Regions from separate parts of the Homo sapiens genome. Here regions 1 and 2 are each linked to region 3. Evidence: chromatin contacts called from ENCODE Hi-C or POLR2A ChIA-PET data. All regions are on one chromosome and are shown on one strand. Each heading gives the region's core, a stretch centred on a gene start or an enhancer-like site at or near the end of the contact. The rest is flanking DNA. Distances are from core to core; before and after follow the strand shown.

Region 1 (2,700 bases), core at 14-2,513, 160 kb after region 3:
TGTCATTTCTGGCTTGATTACTTTAATATCTGCAAACTGATACCTCTTACTGGAATCTTGTCACCTTCTACTTGCCAGATAATCTTTCCCTGATTATTAATATTAATTACCCATTTAAGAATCTTCTGAGGCCGGGCGCGGTGGCTCACGCCTGTAATCCCAGCACTTTGGGAGGCCGAGGCGGGCGGATCACGAGGTCAGGAGATTGAGACCATCCTGGATAACACGGTGAAACCCCATCTCTACTAAAAATACAAAAAAATAGCCAGGCGTGGTGGCGGGTGCCTGTAGTCCCAGCTACTCGGGAGGCTGAGGCAGGAGAATGGCGTGAACCCGGGAAGCGGAGTTTGCAGTGAGCCAAGATCGCGCCACTGCACTCCAGCCTGGGTGACAGAGAGAGACTCCGTCTCAAAAAAAAAAAAAAAAGAATCTTCTGGATAAAGTTAAACCTCTTCCCTGACAACCTCTCTAGCATCATCTCCTCCCCCTCCACACACAACCTTCCCATTACCATAGCAAGGTATGTGTAGTATCATGATCTCAGTCCTCTATGGCACTGGCGATGATATTCCTGACTAGATTGAGCATCCTTGCCACCGCCATGTCCCAGCCCATCTGCAGCTACATAGTGAACAACTTCTCAAAAATCACCTGCTCTAATAAGCTTTTTCAGGCATTCCCATATCCCAAAGCAGAACTGACTATTCCCCCTCTTTGTTGCCTAATTGTTACCGTCCATATACTTTTAGCATATATTTCTATCTCATCCTTCTAAATAATAATTTCTTTAAGGGTGGGGGCCATGTGTTATTCATCTTCATATATCCAGTATCTACGAAAGGTCTTCATTCAATAAGCTTATTAAGTTAATTAATGTCATGTTATTTTAAGGCATATTTCATATTTTAAGGCATATTCATGCAATATTTAAGCTTTGCTCCAGAGATTAAATTACCAACAGGGAAGAACTGGACCCAAGTTTTTCTGACTCATGTATTTTGGCATTCGGGGTACTTTTTTAATATCCTGATAGCTCTCTAGTTCAGGTTACTCTGCAGTAATAATGCCTTAGAACTTTTTTTTCAGTTGGTGATTCTTTCAAAAAACAGTAAGAAAGAAATGTACTCTTAGTAAGGATATTTACACATTCTCTAAAGAAAAATGTAATAAAAGTCTTCTTTAAAAAATGATTGGCTGATAGCTAACAAGCTGGAGAATGCTTTTTAAGGAAGTATAGTACAAAGTACAAACAGAATGCTTTTATTTTTCTTAAAAAAGAAAAGAGGAAGTGAAGACAACTAGCAACGCCCTAACCACCTGTATTCTACTCTAAGTTGTGAGATCAAAGAACAAGTGTTGTGTTTACTTTTAAGTTCCATATAACAAGTAATATTTCAAAAGCAGCTATCTACTAATAACACCCAACTCATGAAGGCCAACAGATCAGTAGCCACCTCTGCAAGAAGTCCATCTCCCTAGCTAGCCTAACTAAAAAACTGTCCTTCCTTTCCACAACTGATAAGGCTCTCCTTTTTCCTGTGTTGCTCTGCTGACCTAAACCAGATGTCTTTACCAGTTTCCATTAATTTCTCTGTCAGTTCCATCCCAACACTCCTAATTCCCTTTCACTGAAGACCCTGACCAATCCTGTCACTTCATATCTCAAGTCACACTCCACAAAGAAACTCACTTACTGAGCCCGATTACTGCAAGCTGTCTCCCCACTGACGCTAATTCTAGGAGTCACCAGAAAGAAACAAGTCTGCCAGAAAAAGCCACTTAACTCCCAACTACCTGTTAATGTCCTCAAAAGGAGTTTCCAACCGATTACTACCCATAGCCAAAGTCCATTTGAGAGTTGCCTCTACCGTTTCACTGATCAGAATCAATCAGGTATACCCTAAATAGAGAAACATTTCACATTAAAAGAATGATGTATCTGTATTCAGTGGCATTAAAAGATTTTTGTGTCCACTGCTGAGTAAAAAGGCAGCAAAACAACATGTAGAGTATCATTCATATAGGTACATACAAATGTCTGTGTGTGTATATGTATCACAAATGTGAAAAACATGTTAAGAAAGATGGCCAGGCATAGTGGCTCATGCCAGTAATCCCAGCACTTTGGGAAGCTGAGACAGGTGGATAGCTTGAGCTCAGGAGTTCGAGACCAGCCTGGTCAACATGGTGAAACCCTGTATCTACCAAAAATACAAAAAATTAGCCAGGCATTGTGGTGCACACCTGTGGTCCCAGCTACTCAGGCGGCTGAGCTGGGAGATCACTTGAGCCTGGGAGGCGGAGGTTGCAGTGAGCCGAGATTGCAGCACTGCACTCCAACCTGGGTGACAGAGCGAGACCCTGTCTCCAAAAAAAAAAGTTAAGAAAAATGACTGCATTGGATATACACACAATAATACATACTCATAACATGATATATGACTAGACTCAATATAGAAACACACACACACCCATGCACCACTACCTGTGAGAACAGTCACCAAAATGTTAAAGGTGTATATATATAATGCCTTCTAGGAGTAAAATCCGGGATTACTTTTTTTAAAGTTTTTAACTTTTCTATGTAGATATTAATTTTAGAATCAGAGAGGAAATGCTATTTTTCTCTTTAATGCTTACCTTAGTATATTAATTTGCTTTTATCATGTTAAAGCAGCTTATAAATAGTATTGCCTCATT
Region 2 (2,801 bases), core at 26-2,525, 130 kb after region 3:
CTTCCCAAAGTGCTGGGATTACAGGCGTGAGCCACTACACCCAGCCAAGTTCTGCTTTTAATAAAAATTTACAGAAGGTATAATTCAATCTCTGTGCCTATTAAGATCAGTAAGAATGACAAGAATACAAAAATCTATACATTTGTATCATGAGAACCAAAATACTTTTCATTAAAGAACATTGAGGATAATCCAAGTATGAAAAGAAAAAACAAGTATTAATAATAAAAAATACTTCGAAACTCCTTTCTGAGCTAATATTTATTAGCTTTTAGGTGATAAAATCTCTTGGATGAGGTGTAATACAAAACCTCCCTTTAGGAAGATTCTTCTCCTCAGTTACAAATTATGAATTTGATCCTTCTGACTAAACAATTAGAGACCTTATTTCAGTTTTATAAATCTTAAAATGTCTTTTAGAGAATGTTTAAAGAAAAGTATTTTTCAAGATAATTTTTCTTTCTAGGCAACAATTGTTTTTAGAGGTTTATTCTTAAAAATCCCACTACAATCTCAATTATTCGAAACTTTTACTCCTCTAAATGGATTTTTTCATCCTCAGTATTAAATTCATCTACCAAGATTTTTTGACATTTTTAAGTGAGAAATATTTTAAGTACATATTTTTCCTTAGTAGAAATAACAAACCATTAAGTTTAATAATTCTATAAGATGGCCTACAGTTAAATTTTTGGCAAAGCTGGACTCTCTCCTAGAATAATTTTTTTTTTACAAAATTTCAACTACAAAGTATAATTTTACCAAAAAACTACATCATATAAGCATATCTCCAACTTGAAACAAAATCCCCTAAAAGCCCAAGACTCTAGGATGCATAAAACTAAAAGGGTTAGGCTAGATAAACCATACGTTTTGAGAACATACAAGCCAACAGAAGGGATCTATGAAGGATAATCACCTTAAGAGAAAAAACTTTGTGCAGATGACACTGGTTCAAATGCATTCCCTTGGGGAAAAAAAATCAACTCTGTAAAGATAGCAGATGGATTTGTTTAAATAGTAATAAAATTAACGAGGGACTTTAATTACCATCACAAATTATAAAGCATGCAACCACACTAAACAAACAATGGCATTTTTTTTTTTTTGCCCATACAGCATGTTTGTCAGAATACTGACACATGGAAATTTCAAGCTTTTTTAGTTCACAGGCATTTAGATCTTGCAATAAAACATAGTGTGGGAAAAAATAGTTTTTACTTTCAGTTCAGCAAGAAAGTCAAAGAGCTTCCAAGGGCTTACCACTGGTGGATCAACAGGTGCTGGTGGTTGCACTTGTAGGTTTACCGCAACAGTCTGTGGAGGAGGAAGAGTCTGAAATGGCAACTGGACCAAAGCTTCTGCAGCTGGAAGTTCCTCTTCTGACACCAAAGCATTCTGCACCAAAACCTGGCCCTGGGACAGAATTTCAGGCTGCACTTGTAAAGACTGCATAGACTGCAAGGGCAGTGGTGGAATCTGAGCTGGAGGAGATGTCGACATCTGTGGAGGACTTGCAATTGGGATTGGAGAGGACTGCAGGGATGAATATTGCTGGTGTGATGGAGAGACAATCTGCTGGCCTGGGGATACCAAGGCAGACTGCTGAACTGGGCCAATGTGTACAACAGGGGAAGCTGGAAGTGGAAGATGGGATGGAAGATTCAACTGTGCTGTAGCTTGCACCTGATTAGCAGTGGACTGCTGCAAATTTGGCCCTGGCTGGAGAGCTGATGACACAAGAGGGTGTGGCTGAATAAGTGCTTGTGGATGAATAATTATAGTAGGAGACTGACTTGGTGAATGAGGTGGTGGAGGAGACACCACTACAGACTGCTGTGCTGACTGTGACTGATTAGGAGACACTGTTAAAGGAGAGGGATGACTCTGAATCGGTGAACAATGCTGTGACTGGGCATTACTGGGAGCTGGAGGAAGGCCATGGTTCTGGAGTGGTATACAGTGCTGGGATGGGGGTGGGTCTTGAGTTGAATTCTGAAGTGTGATTGGCTGAATTTGCTGTTGCTGCTGTTGTAATATCAGCTGATGATGGGAAACTTTGGAAGGTGGTGAATGAAGAGGAATCTGCTGATGTTTTATTAGAGAATGAGGCTGAATTGGAGAATATGAAGCTGTGAGAGAAAAAAATGACAATTAGTACTGATTTCAAAAATACAGAAATTTTTAAATCACTCTAAAGGAAAAAGTGTTCATTATCAGAAGGTCATAATCATCAGAATTCTATTACAAGTTTTCCAAACAAGAGTAATTTGAAAAAAAAAAAATTTTTTTTTTTGAGACAGAGTCTTGCTCTTGTCACCCAGGCTGGGGTGCAGTGGCATGATCTCAGCTCACTGCAACCTCCACCTCCCTGGTTCAAGCGATTCTCCTGTCTCTGCCTCCGGAGTAGCTGGGATTACAGGTGCCCGCTACCACACCCGGCTAACTTCTGTATTTTTAGTAGAGACGGGGTTTCACCACGTTGGCCAGGCTGGTCTTGAAACCTGACCTGAAGTGATCCTCCCAACTCAGCCTCCCAAAGTGCTGGGATTACTAGCGTGAGCCATCACGCCTGGCCTGAATATTTAATGACAATTTATAGTTGGAAAACTAGAAAATATCATAAAATACACTGTACTGTGATAAGTTCTAAAAGAAAACTGCCTAAAACTTAATAATCTGAATCTATACATGGTTTGTTCTTATTATATTTTATAGGTCACCTGAATATCTACATTAACTTTTAGCAAAGTTTATACACTTGAATTTCTTCTTTGCAGGAAAAGAGGAGTATCATCATA
Region 3 (2,739 bases), core at 187-2,686:
CTTTAACTTTTTTGTGTCATGGACTCCTCAGAATAATGGGTTTTTTTTGTTTGTTTGTTTGTTTGAGATGGAGTCTCACTCTGTCACCCAGGCTGGAGTGCAGTGGCGAAATCTCAGCTCACTGCAACCTCCGCCTCCTGAGGTTCAAGTGATCCTCCTGCCTCAGCCTCCCAAGTAGCTGGGATTACAGGCACATGCCACCACACCCAGCTAATTTTTGTATTTTTTAGTAGAGACAGGGTTTCACCGTGTTGGCGAGACTGATCTTGAACTCCTGACATCAGGTGATCCACCTGCCTCGGCCTCCCAAAGTGCTGGGATTACAGGCATGAGCCACCATGCCTGGCCAGAATAATGTTTTTAAATGCAGAAAAGGAAATGCATGGGGTTACAAGGGAAACGAATTACACTGAAGTGTAAGCTACCAAATAATTTATGATGTGGTAGTTATAGGTGTGCATTTAATAGCCAGATCTACGAGTGGATGTAATAACTGCTATGATGTTGAAGTAGCATAAAACATATATTAGATATCTGCAACAACTGTGATGTAACATGAAAATACCTGATTTCTGTTGACAAAGTTACTGCTAGTACAACTGTGGATTGTTGTCTGCACTCGTCATTGAAGGAAATACTAAATTTTAGTTTTAGGCTAGTGAAATTAAAGTTAATTTTTCCCATCCAAGTTCATGTATCTTCTGAATTCTATCCGTGAATCCCTTAGAGGTCTGTGAATTGTAGGTTAAGAACCCCTGCCCTAGCTAATCAGATCCACCAATGTTTCAAATAGGACTATAACTTATTCAAAGGCCAATGATACTTCGCATAATTCAATTTTAATATTATTCACATTTCATGTCACAAATTTAGTAAGTTACATGTGTTATGTGATGTTTTGTTTTGATAGATTATATCTTACTCCTAAATAAAAAGTCAAGATTTTTGTAGCAACTTCTATTTATTTTATGTATTTATTTATTTTGAGATGGGGGTCTCCTTGCTCTGTCACTCAGGCTGGAGTACAGTGGTACAATCACGGCTCACTGCAGCCTTGACCTCCTGGGCTCAAGTGATCCTCCCACCTCAGCCTCCCAAGTAGCTGGGACTACAATTGCATGCTACCACACCCAGCTAATTTTATAATTTTCATAAAGATGGGGTCTCCCTACGTTGTCCATGTCGGCTTTGAACTCCTGGGCTCAAATGATCCTCTTGCCTTGGCCTCCCAAAGTTGTGGATTACAGATGTGACCTGCCATGTCCAGCCTGAAGCATCTTTTAAATGGGAGAAGCAAAACAGGATCTTACCAACACTAAGATTATCTTTCAGTCATTCAGCAAACATTTGTGGAGTGATTACTATGTGCTAAGCATTGTGCAATCACAAAACTCAAAAAGCTAGTTTAGTAAGAGAGACAAGTATTCATGCAAACAGTGGCAATGGTGTTGTGTAATGTCAAAAGTATCTGTGACGTGCTTATGAGATCACATAAGTGAATACCCAGCCCAGATTAGGAAGGTCAGGAAAGGCATCCCATAGAAGTATCATGAGCTAGATCTTGAAGAATGAGTGGGTATTAGCCAAGTAAAGACTAGGGGAATTTTGGGCCACTGCAGCAAGATGTGCAAAAATAAGACAGCAGAGTGAGCATGGCATCCCCTGAAACTGAAACTAGTTAAGGTGCAGCTGGAAAAGAGAAACGTTTAGAGAGGGATACAGGTGGCAAGTCATTGTTTGACCAGAATCCCTTCCTTTAGAAAATATTCCTTTCCCTTCTGTGGTGCTCCTCATTCCATTCCACGGTGACTGGCCTCAAGGATGAGCACTCAGTTCACACCAGGCCAATTGAAGTCTTCTCATTTACTCAGGGGTCTTGAATTCCAAGGACCATGTGGACCTGAAGAAACCAATGGCTATGCTGCCTTCACATGAATGGAGCCTGTCTAGAAATAGAACCAACATGAAAAAAACAGAACCAAGGGTGGATCAGGAAGACAAGGCCTTAATGCCATCTTTGAACTCCCAGATCTAGCCTGGCCTAAAGCCATCCCTGGGCTTTTCAGTTGCATGAGCCAACAGATTCATCATTTTTTCTCAGTTATTTTGAATGAGATTTCTGTCACTGGGAACTGAAAGATGACTGAGTTGCACACAGTAAGTATGAACAGTGACACTAAAATACCTTTGGAGCAGATTGACTCAAAGCAGGAGAGTGACACATTCAGATTTGCATCTTAGACTACACTAATCACATAGAAAATGGCATGGCAAGGAGCAAGGCTTAGATATTTTCTGGATACTTCCAGTATTTCTCAGATTTACACATTCTAACCACAACTCCCCTCTTGTTGTTAAAAACAATTTATTTTCTTATTACGGAAAAATCAGAAACTTATAAGCAAAAATAACCAGAAAACTCACAAACCTACTGTCTTAGTCCATTTTGTGTAGCTATAACAGAATACCACAGACTGGGTAATTTATAAAGAAAATAAACTGACAGGGCATGGTGGCTCATGCCTGTAATCCCACCACTTTGGGAGGCCAAGGCGGGTGGATCACCTGAGGTCAGGAGTTCGAGACCAGCCTGGCTAACATGGCAAAACCCCGACTCTACTGAAAATATAAAAATTAGCTGGGTGTGGTGGTGTGCACCTGTAGTCCCAGTTACTTGGGAGGCTGTGACAGGCGAATCGCTTGAACCCAGGAGGCAGAGGTTGCAGTGAGCTGAGATCA

What was found. A loop is a pair of places that touch in the nucleus more often than their neighbours do. ChIA-PET counts read pairs that join two places held with the same protein, here RNA polymerase II (POLR2A). Pooled maps may share reads with other maps.
Region 1: a pooled map shows a loop between it and region 3 (1.9-fold over the local background). The contact joins two enhancer-like sites. A Hi-C loop is called at or near these places in 3 of 50 pooled maps. POLR2A ChIA-PET finds 5 or more read pairs at or near these places in 4 of 52 experiments (BJ, CD8-positive, alpha-beta memory T cell, T-cell and 1 more).
Region 2: a map with no recorded cell type shows a loop between it and region 3 (4-fold over the local background). The contact joins two enhancer-like sites. A Hi-C loop is called at or near these places in 2 of 168 maps with a recorded cell type or tissue (heart left ventricle and psoas muscle), 2 of 37 single-sample maps with no recorded cell type and 7 of 50 pooled maps. POLR2A ChIA-PET finds 5 or more read pairs at or near these places in 2 of 52 experiments (BJ and activated naive CD4-positive, alpha-beta T cell).

What each region holds. Positions count from the first base shown.
Region 1 is chr3:170,153,353-170,156,052 of GRCh38, forward strand. The region is part of intron 4 of PHC3 (polyhomeotic homolog 3); the gene reads right to left. Among named protein-coding and RNA genes, the nearest start is that of PHC3, 27 kb to the right of the region's middle. Within about 2 kb of position 1,264, at least 4 of the 41 ENCODE cell types and tissues checked have a DNase peak (open chromatin) inside an H3K27ac peak, as active enhancers do.
Region 2 is chr3:170,127,421-170,130,221 of GRCh38, forward strand. It overlaps PHC3 (polyhomeotic homolog 3), which reads right to left. Exons shown (of 15, transcript NM_024947.4): 8 at 1,264-2,132. Among named protein-coding and RNA genes, the nearest start is that of PHC3, 53 kb to the right of the region's middle. Within about 2 kb of position 1,276, at least 4 of the 41 ENCODE cell types and tissues checked have a DNase peak (open chromatin) inside an H3K27ac peak, as active enhancers do.
Region 3 is chr3:169,997,420-170,000,158 of GRCh38, forward strand. SEC62 (SEC62 preprotein translocation factor) reads left to right here. Exons shown (of 8, transcript NM_003262.4): 8 at 1-954. Among named protein-coding and RNA genes, the nearest start is that of SEC62, 32 kb to the left of the region's middle. Within about 2 kb of position 1,437, at least 3 of the 41 ENCODE cell types and tissues checked have a DNase peak (open chromatin) inside an H3K27ac peak, as active enhancers do.